3 separate regions of the Homo sapiens genome follow, and all the other regions are linked to region 3. Evidence: chromatin contacts called from ENCODE Hi-C or POLR2A ChIA-PET data. All regions are on one chromosome and are shown on one strand. The core of a region is the stretch at or near the end of the contact, and the rest is flanking DNA. Distances in the headings are between cores, read along the strand shown. Region 1 holds the start of MIER3 (MIER family member 3). Region 2 has its middle 64 kb from the start of C5orf67. Region 3 holds the start of IL6ST-DT (IL6ST divergent transcript).

What was found. A loop is a pair of places that touch in the nucleus more often than their neighbours do. ChIA-PET counts read pairs that join two places held with the same protein, here RNA polymerase II (POLR2A). Pooled maps may share reads with other maps.
Region 1: a loop to region 3 is called in a map of CD8-positive, alpha-beta T cell, with 23 times the contacts of the local background. The contact joins the promoter of MIER3 here to the promoter of IL6ST-DT in region 3. A Hi-C loop is called at or near these places in 4 of 168 maps with a recorded cell type or tissue (CD8-positive, alpha-beta T cell, dorsolateral prefrontal cortex and naive thymus-derived CD4-positive, alpha-beta T cell) and 15 of 50 pooled maps.
Region 2: a map with no recorded cell type shows a loop between it and region 3 (8-fold over the local background). The contact joins the enhancer-like site here to the promoter of IL6ST-DT in region 3. A Hi-C loop is called at or near these places in 2 of 37 single-sample maps with no recorded cell type and 5 of 50 pooled maps. POLR2A ChIA-PET finds 5 or more read pairs at or near these places in 2 of 52 experiments (RWPE1 and T-cell).

What each region holds. Positions count from the first base shown.
Region 1 is chr5:56,950,341-56,954,577 of GRCh38, forward strand. MIER3 (MIER family member 3) reads right to left here and starts at 1,783. Exons shown (of 13, transcript NM_001297599.2): 1 at 1,754-1,783; 2 at 288-312. The coding sequence starts at 1,762. RefSeq lists an enhancer at 615-704 and silencers at 1,275-1,444, 1,505-1,614, 1,645-2,064.
Region 2 is chr5:56,668,107-56,672,668 of GRCh38, forward strand. No RefSeq gene overlaps it. Among named protein-coding and RNA genes, the nearest start is that of C5orf67, 64 kb to the left of the region's middle. RefSeq lists a silencer at 2,096-2,390 and an enhancer at 2,340-2,389. Within about 2 kb of position 2,050, at least 15 of the 41 ENCODE cell types and tissues checked have a DNase peak (open chromatin) inside an H3K27ac peak, as active enhancers do.
Region 3 is chr5:55,993,417-55,997,701 of GRCh38, forward strand. IL6ST-DT (IL6ST divergent transcript) reads left to right here and starts at 1,751. Exons shown (of 2, transcript NR_102755.1): 1 at 1,751-2,138. IL6ST (interleukin 6 cytokine family signal transducer) reads right to left here and starts at 1,547. Exons shown (of 17, transcript NM_002184.4): 1 at 1,368-1,547. RefSeq lists cis regulatory regions at 315-2,633, 1,327-2,000, a silencer at 1,278-1,757 and an enhancer at 1,589-2,100.

The sequences.
Region 1 (4,237 bases), core at 533-3,032, 960 kb after region 3:
TTTCAGGCTCGGAGGAAAAATAAGATATGTAATAATTAAAGCCATATTCCTTAAAAGAACGCTTGTCTTAGCAACTTTGTAACAGTTACTTTTTCAACATGCAAGAGAAAACAAAGAACAGTATAACTGTTTCTTCCCCAAACTTTACTAAATGCACACTGAAACTCTTAAAAATCAATGAAGAAAAACCTGCAGGATACATTTCTATTGGGAATCCTTTAGCAACAGACCTTTGAGCCCACATTACCCACTGGGAACCACCGAAGACGTAAGAAAATAGGACAAACCTGGGCTCGAACTTCCAAAAGAAGCCTAGGAGAGAGAGAAGAAAACGTGAGGTTAGATCGCACAGCCAGGGAAAGAGGCAGCGCCGGCAACAGGGCGCAGAGGAGGCGGAGTCGAGCGCTCCTCCGCAGCTGCCAAAAGTGCAAGACGTAGCTTCACTCGAATCGCTCCCGGCCCCTTTCGGGCCCCCTCTTGGCTGCCTCGCCTTCCTCCCCGAGTCCCAAGTGTACAAACTCACAGACCCGGGACGAAGCCCGGAGTCTGAGAGGCAACTCCAAGTCGCTTCTTGGAGCTCAGCAAGTTTCCAAGCAGAGAAGCAAAACCCAGAGCAGTCGGCTGGCACCATCAGTCCCCCATCCCTGGCATCTCCGGAGTCCTCCAAATCCCACCCGGCTCTCCGAAGCCCCAAACAACTCGAAACGTAACACCCTTTTCTGGAACGAACTCGCGTTCTGAGCACCTAGTTCGCCCCTGGGGCCCGGGAGCCCCAACTCCGAAGCCGATCTCTTCCCCTGCAGCGTAGGCCAGCTCGAATCGGACACTCGCCCCCAAACCAAAGCGCGAGCCCCCCATCCTCTCTCTCGAGTCCAGAGATGCAGCTCCTCTCAGTTCCAGGGATGCTGGCTCCTTCCAGAGTGTTCAGTCCCTCCCTGGACCGTCAGCGCGCCCCCCGCCCCAGCGAGCTCCAGCCCAGGGGCTCCTGCCACACCGCCCCCTCCCCCCAGCTCACCAGTCCCGGGGGACATGGCCGGGGCAGCTTCGCTCGCCCAGCCTTCCTTCCTCCAGCCCAGAGAAAACTGGAGCTATCAAGCCGCTCTCCTGGAGAGGGCGTCGAGGGTCTCGGTCTGCCCTTTAACCCCAGGGGCTCCCGCACCTCCCGGGCTGCGGGGTGGGGAGTCCCGCTCTTCTGAGAAGCCCGGTGGCCCCGCATCCCGCTCTTCTCCGCGCCCCCAGCAAAGTGAAGCGTGCGGCTCCTTCGCGCCGCAGCCCGGGCCCGGTGGGCCGGGGGCACAGCGCACGACTCCCGCAGGGCAGTGGCGCAGCCCGCTCCCCTCTTTGCGATCCGGCCGCGGAGGGGGGGCTCCGCCGGTTTCCACCCACCCGGGCCCGGGGAAGAGGCGCGGAGGCGCCGGCGGCCCGCGTCAGCGACCGGGGACACGGCACTGCCTCGTCCCTGGGGCAGGGCTCACTGCAGCCGGCCGCCACCTCCGTCCGGCTCGGTCGCCCGGCCCGACCGGGGCCGGAGCCGCCGCGGCCTAGTCCCGGAGGGAGACCGCTCCCGCGCCCGCTCCCGCCCCCCGGCCAGCCCCGCCACGGCCAGTCGCCGCCCCGCGACCCCCGCGTCGCCACGCCGCCCCTCATGGGGCAGCGGAAAGAGCCCCGGATCCCCCAGGCTGGCTCGGGGGTCGCGGGGAGCCGCCGGGCGCCCGCTCCAGCCCGGCTGCTCCTGCCCGGTTTCCCTGCTCACCTCCGCCATATTGGTACCTTTAGGGCGAACGAGCAGCGCCGAGCCCAGTCCCCGGATGGGGCGCCTGAGCCAATCGCAGCCGCCGCCGCCACCGCCGCGGTCCGCCCGGCACCCGCCCGGCGGCGGAGGCGGCACGGCCCCTTATAGGGCAGGGCGGCCCGCGACGCCCCCGGCCCGCTCGCAAGCCGACGCCGCCCGGCGCCCCTCGCCGCCCCCGCGCCGGCCCCAGCCGGCCAGACCCGCACCCGCGCGCACCGTCCTTCTCCTCCTGGCTGGTGTAAAGTTCCTGCCGAATTGGAGGCAAGTGGGGGACGGACGGACGCGCGGGCGCGGGACAGACCCACGTCCAGCCAGTGGAGGCCCAAGAGCCGGCGGGCGCGTCTGGGAACCGACCCACAGACACCGCGGCGCGGGAGGGCGTGCGGGAGGCGGGCAGGAGACTTGGACTGGCAGGCGATGTGCAGGGGAACTCGACAGACTCAACTTCCCTAAGAGGAGGAGGCGATCTATGAAATAGACAGATGTGGGAGGAAGCCCTGGGAAATGGGAGAAGAGGCTGGTGGATGGCAGAGTCAGTCCAGAATGAGAGGACTACAGTCAGGCACTTTGCCGTTTCCACGAAGGGACCTGCAGGAATGGGAGATGGAGACCGGTGTACACTGCTCACGGAGTGGACAATGGAAGTAGACATTTGCCAAACAGGTTATTGACAGCACAGAAGAAAAGACAAAAGATCGACAGGGCAGAGAAATGATGCTGAATATACTTGTACAGTTCAAGAAGATGCCCAAAAAATATAAACTGTGCTGTTATCCAAAAAAAAAAAAAAAAAAATTAGACCAGTTCTAGGAATTGTTCATCACCAACGTGTCTTAGGGGATGACCCAGAGATACTTGATACATCTGTTGAAGGACAGGAACAGCATATCAAAGGCCCTGAACTGAGTCTCAAAAATTCTACCCCTCACTTCCCTCACTTCTCCAAAAAGGCCAAACGTTTGGGTAGGATCATAAAAGGAAACTAGTCCCCTGTGCAAGTGGATGGGTGAAAGACGGAGCATAAGGCTTAACAGGAATACCTGCTCGTACATGTTCCTTATGACCATTTGCTCTTCATTGGAGGAGATTACTCTCCGGAAGGTCCACATCCACACTGAAAGACTTTGAGCCAAGTACACAAAAATATACACTAACGACTGATTGGAGAGTTAGGTCCTGCAAGAAGTTAAAGTAAGGTATGGAGTTGCCCTAGCAAATTTGGAGGACACATTGTCCTAAAGTGGGAGGCCAATTCTATCTGTGGAAAAGAAAGTCGGCTGTAAGGTACATGAATAAGTGAGATGCAAATACCATCAGGAATTATAGCAGGACCCTACAGGAATTTGGAGAGAGTGATCTCAGACACCAGAGCTCTTCTCCCAGCTTTTTTCTAAAACATACGTAATATTAAATGATAAAGACAAGTTTTTAGAAGCTAAAACTTTCCATACGTCATACTTTTAATCCAAACATGAAAGGTCTTGATTTTAACCTGGGGTCCCTCCAATTCCCTTATTGCTGGAGTGCATACTGAGGATGAGGCTGGAGACTGGAGGTAGGGAGAGGGTTATTTTCAAATTTTTTGCCAAGGCATCTCAAAATCAAGCTTATGCCACGGGTAAAAGTTATTTACTTATGGAAATTTTAGGGAAAAATCACTCCAACTATTTCTAAACATCATAAAGACATGGAAAATTACACTTTCCCTGCTGTGAAAGATATCTTTCGACCTTTTGTCCAGTCAAATAACTCAAAAACAGCTAAACTTTGAAACCAGACCTTGGCACACATTGTATGTACTGTCCTCAATGAGGCGTTCAGAGTTTTCAAAGTAAAAAAAAATGGCTTGAAATTAAGTACAAGTGAATAACTTTAGAAATGACGCAGTGAGCACGCGCTGTGGACAGAACCATGAAACAGTGCCCTGAGCAGCTGGACCGCAGTCTGAGCCACGTGAAGAAAGTGTCTCCAACAACCTGCCTCATACATTACACTGGGAAAAACATTTTCTTCCCAGCAAACTTGGCTAATCCAAACTATAAATGTAGTCTTAGATTATATGTTTTGCCATAACTGAAATATACACAGATTTATTCACTTTCATGAATCTAGTAATGTTTCTGTAGACTTTCTTTATATTCAATTGTAAAGATTTTGTATAGGCATTTGTAATTTTGATTGTTATATGCTCCCTATTATAGAACGTAGTGTAGGAAGTCTGAGTCCATGGTATTAAATAAGGATTCAGACAAAGATAAATGAAGCTAAATTTATTAGCAGTTGAAGGTAGCAGAGCTACTTTCCCCCACCTGATCACTAGAGAAAGTTTATCACTCAGTCTTACATAACACATTCCTTTATGATAAAGTGTGTAAAGTCTATATGTAGATGGAGCTCTCATTCTTTCTGATTGACAAGACTTTCATGAGTCAGTACAGATTAAAA
Region 2 (4,562 bases), core at 800-3,299, 670 kb after region 3:
TAATTTTGATTTTTAAAAGACTACTTTATAGTGCAGTTTATCTTAACCACGAAGTTTTTTGACATCCCCCTCGACCCCTTTTTTTTTTTTTGTATCCCAGGCAAGTGCCTCACTCAATATCACCTTAGTTATGGCCCTGCCAGTTGAGGGGGCTCAGGGAAAAAGACTTATCTTTCTACATTAAACATGTCAGTTTAGAAGCTCTTCCAAACCAAAAGGTAAGTTCTTTTCCCAAGCAGAATTTTGTCTTCAAACTCCTGCCAATTTTGAGAAGAATTTTTTTCTTGTGACCCCTCCCTCATTAGGCTATGAGATCCTTCAGAATAGAAAATGATGCTGTATCCGCTTCCATAGCCCCAGCACCCAGACTTGGTAGATGAATTATAAATATTTACTGCATACAAGGATCCAGTGCAGAGCTTTGTAAATTCCATTTGTTATTTGTTGAATATATTCACAGGTTTTCTTTTTATGTTAAAATCAAACATCTTAGAAAACCAGCTGGCAAGTACCTGAAGACATCATTTAATCTAATCTTTTCATTTTGTACATTGGGAAGCTGAGGCCAACCTCCATGGTTATACTTGCAGGCAAGTTGCTTAGAGTTTATCCAAAAAAATGATATTTCTGATTGTCAGGGTACTAAATAATTTTGGTAGCATCCCAGTAAGCAGAACAGAGTAAAATTCTCCCAGGGGTTCATGAAGCCCCTGCAATAACACAATGCTACTAATTAATTAATTAATACAATGCTGTTATTTCTGCCAACAGAAATCTCAGAATATGAAAAACACACAAGAGAGGCTAAATGGGAAAATTACTGACACCCAAGCCAATGACCTGAGTCAGAACAACTTTTATCAGAATGAAGCGCAGAAATATTAATATCAAGAAGCTGAACTTTTAAATCAAAGCCAGAAAATGTATTTGCCCAAGGTAAAGGCATGAGCAGAAGGTTTACAGAGAGAAGGACAATGATGATAAGGAAAGCTTGCTTCTTTACAATGAATGCATTGTGACAAACTCGTGAGGCACCAAGCAAGCTGACAAGGGTCCCTTCTTCCTTGCACCTAGGACAGTTTGGCTAAAGGACATCTAGGGTGACACGCCTCAGACAGTCCGCATTAATTTCACATCCTGGAATAGCCCGAAGAACCTGTCCAACCTGACTGTCAGCCTTTTCAAAATCACTTTTGGAATTCTTTGTTCAATCCTGCTTGGTTTACACTGGAACGTCTCTTCTGGGACTTCTCTGGTGACTTGATCTTTGTCCACAATGACATAGCCCAGGAGACCCACCAATACCCAGATTTGCCCAGTGGGTGACACTAATATTAGATCCAATTAGAAGTGTCAATTCAAAACAGATGAAGGACACATTTACACACAAGTCAGGGCTGCCACAAATTCATTTCTTCCTCACAATATCCTCTAGCAGAAAAAAGGGCAAACTGACCTTGAAGAAACCTCCTTTTTTTTATCGGTTACCATGGCAGCATGAACCGTCTCTCCCCAGGGCACCTGCCCATGGGTTTGCACCTGCCAGCTGGTAGCAAGAGTGCACCAGCAGCCTTGGTTCCCAGTGGCTGTGCTCACATCATCAACAAAGGTACCAGCAGTGCCAATTGGCTTCACGATATGGATACCTGCCCGCTAAGCATTGGCCTGGAGCTCGGGGACTTTCACAAAGGCCAGCCAACAGCTGGCAGGCAGGAACCTCCAGGTCATTGTCATCCTGGGCTGAATTGGAACATGCACTTGGGAGACAAAGGCTCTGTCTGTAACCACAGCATCCCTTCCTCCCTGGGTGTTTTATTTTCAGCTCTGGGTCCCCTGCTATGGGAAGGCCATGTGGCTGAAGGTGTCTTTCTTGTTTTTTTTTCCCCCCCCTCCTTTAGCATTGTCCTGCCTTGTGCATGGTGCAGAAAAGCTTTCTCTGTCCCATGTCTAGTTTTATTGCAAATCAGAGAGCTCACCATAAGTCATCCTGGGCCAGTGGGTTCAGAGGTGGAGCTGGTAACCAGAGGCCATGTCAAACTTCCTCCTCTGGCTCCATACCAAGGCCTCGGAGGATTTTTTGTCACATGAGGTTACTGTAGTTTCACATCCTCTAAAGCAAAGCTCTGTCGAAACTCTCTATTCTCACATGGCTTCAGCTCAAACAACCACCCTACTCAGCTGCCTTCCTAACCCTTTCAAGCCGTGAATCAGGAGACCTGGGTTCCAGTTTCAGCTCAGTCTGCGTGCCCCAGAGCAATGACGGGGCCTCAACTTCTTTATCATGAAAATTAAGAGGCCAAAGTACCTTTCACTCAGGTTCCTTTCAACTCTCTCTCCCCTATCTTAAAAAAAAAAAAAAAACAACAGCTTATTTTTCCTGTTGCTTTTAGAAGAAACTCTTAACCTGAGACTCTCTAAAAATGAATAGAGATTATTGTGGTTTAAAAAATAAATGGCTACACACAGCAACCTGACTGTATCTCAAAAATATTATGGTAAATGAAAGAAGCTTCACATACAAAAGAGCTCATACTGTATGGTATTATTAACATGGAATTCAAAAATAGGCAAAACTAATCTACAGTTTTAAAAATTAGAATAGTGGTTGCCTCTGGCTGTGAGGTAGGAGCAGGGATTACCTGGGAAGGGGCAAGAAAGAATTTTCTGAGATGAAGGTTATATTTTATATCCGGTTAGGACTGGGTCACACAAGTAAGCCTTCATCAAAACTCACAGACTGCTACTCTTGAGAGGATCAATAGAGGTAATAAAGCAATTATAGCAAAATATTAATTGCAGGATCCAAGTTGTGAGTAAATGGGTATACCCTGTTTAATTCCTTCAACTTTCCTGTAATTTGGGAATCTTCATACTAAAATGTTAGAAAAAAACACGTTCTAATACATTTCAAAATTCCTGTCTCACTCATTCTCTCCTTTCTTCCATCCCCTCCCTCTTTCTTGACATGTGACCTTCTTTTCCCATTAAATGAGTCAATGGAAATGGGAATATTTATTGATTTGAGCAGTTAAGTCACCAGTGCTCTGTGATGACTAACTACTTTATCATTCATTGCCCATGGCTTTCAAGGGAAGAGGACAAGCTCTGTGCATCTTTCTCAAAGAAAGCGTTCCTACCTGTAAAAGTCTGTTAGAAAGGACTGCAGATTTAATAAGCATCTTTCAAGAGCTCTGTCCCCATTCCAACTCACCCCAACCCTCCAGCCCCAACACATTTGTTAAAAATTCACATTCAGAGATGCAGGACCCTCAACCTTGGACTTCCCAGACTCCAGAACTGTAGGACATAAACCTCTTGTCTTTACTTTAAAAAATAATAATAACATTCAGTCCCTTTTTTGAAGGTTTTTATCAGGATATCTCAAACTTAACACTGAAAGGAGGTAGCAAAATTTCTGTTTCCTCCATGTCTTTGTACTTGTAGAAATGGAGGCACAAAGGTAAGACACAGGTGTGACCAGGCCCTTCGAGTGGTTCAGCTGACTGAATATACACCTAGAGACCCTAAAACAAGCCACAGGGGTGAGAAATCAGAGAATTAGGAATGCGCAATTTAAAAGCACTGCGGTTTCCAATGTGAATTGACTGGAACTGAGGTTAAAGAAGAATTTCAGCATTTTTTGGTCACCAGTTTCTCAATGGACCATTTCCTGTCCTCTCACTGTCAAGTTTAGAGAATAAAACAAACCTCAAGGATGTATCTCTGCTCCACACCCTGTCTCAAGGCAAAGTTAGTGGTCACCAACAGCAAGATAGCACACACTGCATCTACAAATGTATGTGACATATCTTCACATTTTGTGTGTGTGTGTGTGTGTGTGTGACCACAACTTCAAAGAAACGAACAAAAGAAGCAACCAATAATCATAATGAAGAGGTTAAATTTTACCAGAGCCAATTGGGCAGAGAAAAAAAATCCAAAAACACAATGAAAACAAAGAATATTAGACCTGTTAAAAAATAATAATAAAAACCTTAGAGTTCATTTTAGTCAAACTTTTCATTTTGCAGAAAAAGAAACTGGATCTCAAATTTCCAATTTAATGAAAGTTATGTCTGAGAATATAAATCTGAGACCTGATCTCACCACCAGAAAATAGGGTTGGAATTGACCTTATAAATAATATATCTAAGCCCCTCAGTTCACTGGTGAGGAAACTGAGGTTCAAAGAAATTTCAGGGACTACTTCGAGTCCACACTGTTACTTAGTAGGACTAACTCCCATGTGTTTATGCTTCTGAGGAAGACAGCTTCGGTACCTTCCTTCCCTGTCCAAATCCTATCGGCAGCCTTTATCACTCTTTCGTTCTTTGAAATGAGCAGTTGATGTTTTTCTCATGTTCTTATACAAATAACCACCTTAATTCAGCTTAGAGACCCACATCTCCTTTCCAACCAGATTAGTATCCCTTACAGAAATTCAGGCACTGAGTCTCCCTCTGTCGCTCAGGCTGGAGTGCACAACCTCAGCTTACTGCAACCTCTGCCTCCTGGGTTCCAGTGATTCTCCTGCCTCAGCCTCCTGAGTAGCTGGGATTACA
Region 3 (4,285 bases), core at 501-3,000:
AGCCTTGGAAACAAATTTAAATAAATTGAAAATACTGCAATTCACAAATAAGAGTGAGAACAACATTTTTAGTTACGTAAGACTATATTATATTAAATTAGGTGGCAGCAGTATTTATAATAATCTAAATTGCCTGTGAGAAAATTAAACTGGTATTGTCAATACATACTTAAAATAAGAAAAAAATCCCACTACAGTCTGTCCTTTTTGACACTTTCTCCTTCCTGTAATTTTTTTCTTTCACTCAAGATTAAAAACAAACGTTCAAGATTATCCCTAAAGAGAAATAGTTGGAAAGCACAATTTAATAGCAAGTTGGTTCTATAAATGTAATATTTCAGTTCATAGTTCAAAAATACTTCCAAATAGGAATTAACATGAATTTAAGAAATTAACATAATGGCACACAGCTAAACTGATGATCTGAGTCCGTAATTTCAAATTAAGAGTTGTTCCAACTTGAAGCTGGCAGTCATACACAGTTTAAAGGGTTTGTTTACAGCACTGTCAAAAGCAAATACCACAATCTTTCAGAAAATTCACCCTGGCATTCTAATAACTAGTTATTTTAAGGCAGTATAATTGTTGAAATACTTCACAAACTAAGCCAAAATGCGTTTCCTTCTGAAGGCAAAAAAAAAAAAAAAAAAAAAAGGTGACGTCTTATTTTTAACCTGTGATTTTTTTTTTTTTTCAGTTTCGGATTATGAAATAAAATGCTGTTCATCCACTGAAGAACAGACCCTTGCTTCCTGCACTATCTTCAAAAGTTTAGGTCGGAGGAGGTAAAATTTTAAAAACTGATTTGTTCTCCTTGGGATACAGTGAGATGTGGAATTCGTTAGGAATGATAATTATTAATAGAAAAGATCAAAAGAAGGAAAGAAACGTTAATAGTGTTTATAAGCATTGTGAACTTTCAACAAAGCTGAAACGTTACGATTTCAAGATGAAAAAACGGCTTTGGGGAAGGGAAATCCACCTCGAGAATGAAGACAAGTGCGGAGCGAATAGAATTTCAGGGGAGATGAAAAGGGGATTGGGAAAAACGTGGGATCTGGTAACAAAAAGGGGGGTTTGTTCTTGAAGGGCGTTCTGCGGGGCGGGCGTTAAGAGGGGTGCGTGCGTGCGCCTGGGTGAAGTTTGTACTCAGGGCTGCGATAATCGAGGTGACAAAGTTGTGGAAGTAGAATTCGGAGGTCCGGGAGCAGGAAGGGGAAGGAATGTGGGGATTTCCAGGCTGGGCTGACAAGTTCCGGGCGCTGCTCTCAGGGGGAAGGGAGGTCTCCTCGAGTGCCAGATAGCCCGTCCGAAACCACCGACACTCTAACTCCAGCTACGCGACCCAGCACCCGGCCCCTCCTCACCTCAGGCCGCGCCGCCTCGACCCTCCGCGTCTCCACAGCGCACGAACCCCTTGGCGCCAGGCTGGGCCAGACCCGTCGGCCTGGCAGGCGCGGCCCCCGGTTCAGCTGCGCCGGGGCGGCCCAGCGCGACTCCGCGGGCCTTTTGGCTGCTCGCCCCGGCTCCGGAACACTGTCAGATCCTTCTCCGCAGAGGTAGCGCGCCACCCCAGTCCCGCGGCGGGGCGGGGCGCTCCCCAATCCCGCCCAGCTGCGCCCCCGGCCGGCCAACGCTGCGCCCCGCCCCCTACCGGGACCTAGGCGCTGATTGGCCCCTGAGAGACCCTTTGCGCCCAGGCATTGGTCCAGTGGCCGCCTGTCGACGAGGGGGCGGGACTCCGAGGGGTAGCGATTCCCGTAACGCGGCTCTTCGCGTCCCGGATTCCGGTGGCTGCGTCCGCGTCGCCTCTCCCAGACTAGATCGAAGGGTTCCCCCCACCTCCCCTCTGTGGGCGGAAAGAGCGGAATGTTCCATTTTTCTGTGGAATAACGGGGTCATGAACTGGAGCCCGGGTGCTGCCCGCCGCCCGCTGCCCCCGCCCTCCCTTCTCGCCAGGGCGCCTGCGGCCTCTCTTCGCGGCCTTCCCCGAGGGACTCAGAGCCGCGAGGGACCGCCTAGCTCCCTTGGGGATGGGGAAGGCGTGGGAGCCTCTTGGGGAAAGTGAAGAGCTCGGTGGCCGTGACTCCGCACGAGACTGCGGCAGATTGTGGCGGCGGCTTCTCTCCAAGACTTACGTAAACGAGCCTTGCCACAGTACTTTTTTAAATTAGTAAATGAGTTTGGGTGCGATTGATCAGTGAGCCCCAGAGGTGGTGGCCCACCAAGCGACTAGTGTTTCTTTGCGGTTTGTACCTCCCCGTTTATGATAAAAAATACCGGGTAAAAACCTATTCATCCCGCCTCCGCCCCCCCCTTTCCCTCAGAAAATGGACCTCAAGGCTCATGATGTTTGTTTCTCCCCAAAGGAAGATGAGAATCTTGAGTTAAAAGATAAGGCATGTGCGTGCGTGCGTGTGGGGTGTGTGCGTGGGTGTCTGTAAAAGTAAACACCCAAAGGTAGAGGTTTTTGTGGAAGAATGAGAGGATATAGGAAGGAAATAATGGTTTAATGAACTTAAATTATATCCATAAATTAACAATTATAAAGTTCTTCATTATATTGAGGATTCAGATAGAGTAAAACATAGATCGAATTTTAATCTCTTAGTTGTTGATCAGATAATTTATAAAAGGGCAAAGTGGGCCTGCTAACGGAGTCGCAGGCAAAGTAGATGGTGCTGCAGCTGATGTGTTCAGCTCTTGCTCCTCCCTGTCATCCTATATCTAACCTATAGATTGTGACCAGATTCTGTTCTAGCTTTGCCATTTAGAGGGGTGTTTATTTTAAAACAAATTTTTATAAAAATTTGTTAAATTGAAAATTTTGTATAGATCCAGGAAACTTGATTTTTTTGTTGTTGTTCACAGTCTCACTCTGTCACCCAGGCTGGAGTGCAGTGGCTGGATCATGCTCACCGCACGTTCAAATTCCTGGGCTCTAGCGATCCTCCCACCTCAACCTCCCAAGTATCTCAGACTACAGGTGCCCCTACAATACCTGGCCAATTTTTAAAATTTTTGGAGAGACAAGATTTTGGTATGCTGACCCGGCTGGTCTTGAACTGCTGGCAACAAACGATCCTCCGGCCTTAGTGGCCTCCCAAAGTGCTGAGATAACAGGTGTGATGCAAAGATGTATTTAGGGGAGATGTATAGTGGTTAAATGTACCCTCTGGTTCTAGATTGCCTAGGTTTAAATGCTGATGCCTCTATTTCTCATCTCTGTGACCTTGGGCAAGTCTTTTCAAATTTCTTCATCTGCAAAATGAGAATAACAATACCAACCTAACAGGATTGTTGCAAGGATTAAATGAGTTAAAATACATACAGTGTTTGGCACATAGTAGGTGCTCTGTAAGTATCAGCTATAATCATTATTGAATGTCTACTCGGTCAACACTTCTGAAATATTTTAGTATCACAACATATATTAAAAATGATGATATTTTGCTGGACGGGGAAGGGCAGGTACACAGAAGTGGATTGATATGTCACAACACACCAGCCTGCCTTGGCACCATTAGGAAAACAAATGACTGAGTTAGTGCTTTTATGGGTGTCTTTTTATTGGCTCAGCTCAGGTCCTGCTCCCAAGAAACTCACATTTTATGGGAGTAGTTAAAGTCTGAGGCCAAAAGGATGAATCAATATTGGAGAAGTATTTTTCAGAGCAACAGGACGGAAGACCTCTGCTGTGCTGGAATTACATGACTTTGCAGATACCTCTGTAGAGTATTGGCCTTGAAATTACGAATTTCAGATTAAGGATTTGTTACTAGAAAGCCTTGTCAAAATGCAAAGGTAAGTAGGGGAAAGTAGTATATTAATGGAGAACTCTCCATTTGTGTCCTGTGACCATTTGAGATTTTAGATATGTCAAGAGCAGGCCGGGTGCAGTGGCTCACACCTGTAATCCCAGCATTTTGGGAGGCTGAGGCAGGCGGATCACTTGAGGCCAGGAATTCAAGACCAGCCTGGTGAAACCCCAACTCTATTAAAAATACAAAGATTAGCCAGGCATGGTGGTGGGTGCCTGTAATCCCAGTTACTTGGGAGGCTGAGGCACGAGAATCACTTGAACCCAGGAGGCAGAGGTTGCAGTGAGCTGAGATCCTGCCACTGCACTCCAGCCTGGGTGACAGAGCAAAACTCCTTCTCAAAAAAAAAAAAAAAAAAAAAAAGAGATTGAGGAAACTGTACAGTGAGAAAGTAACATGAAGGCACCAAAATTACAATTACTTGGGAGTAAGTGAGCAAAGCTTAGGAAATTGTGCCATGGAAC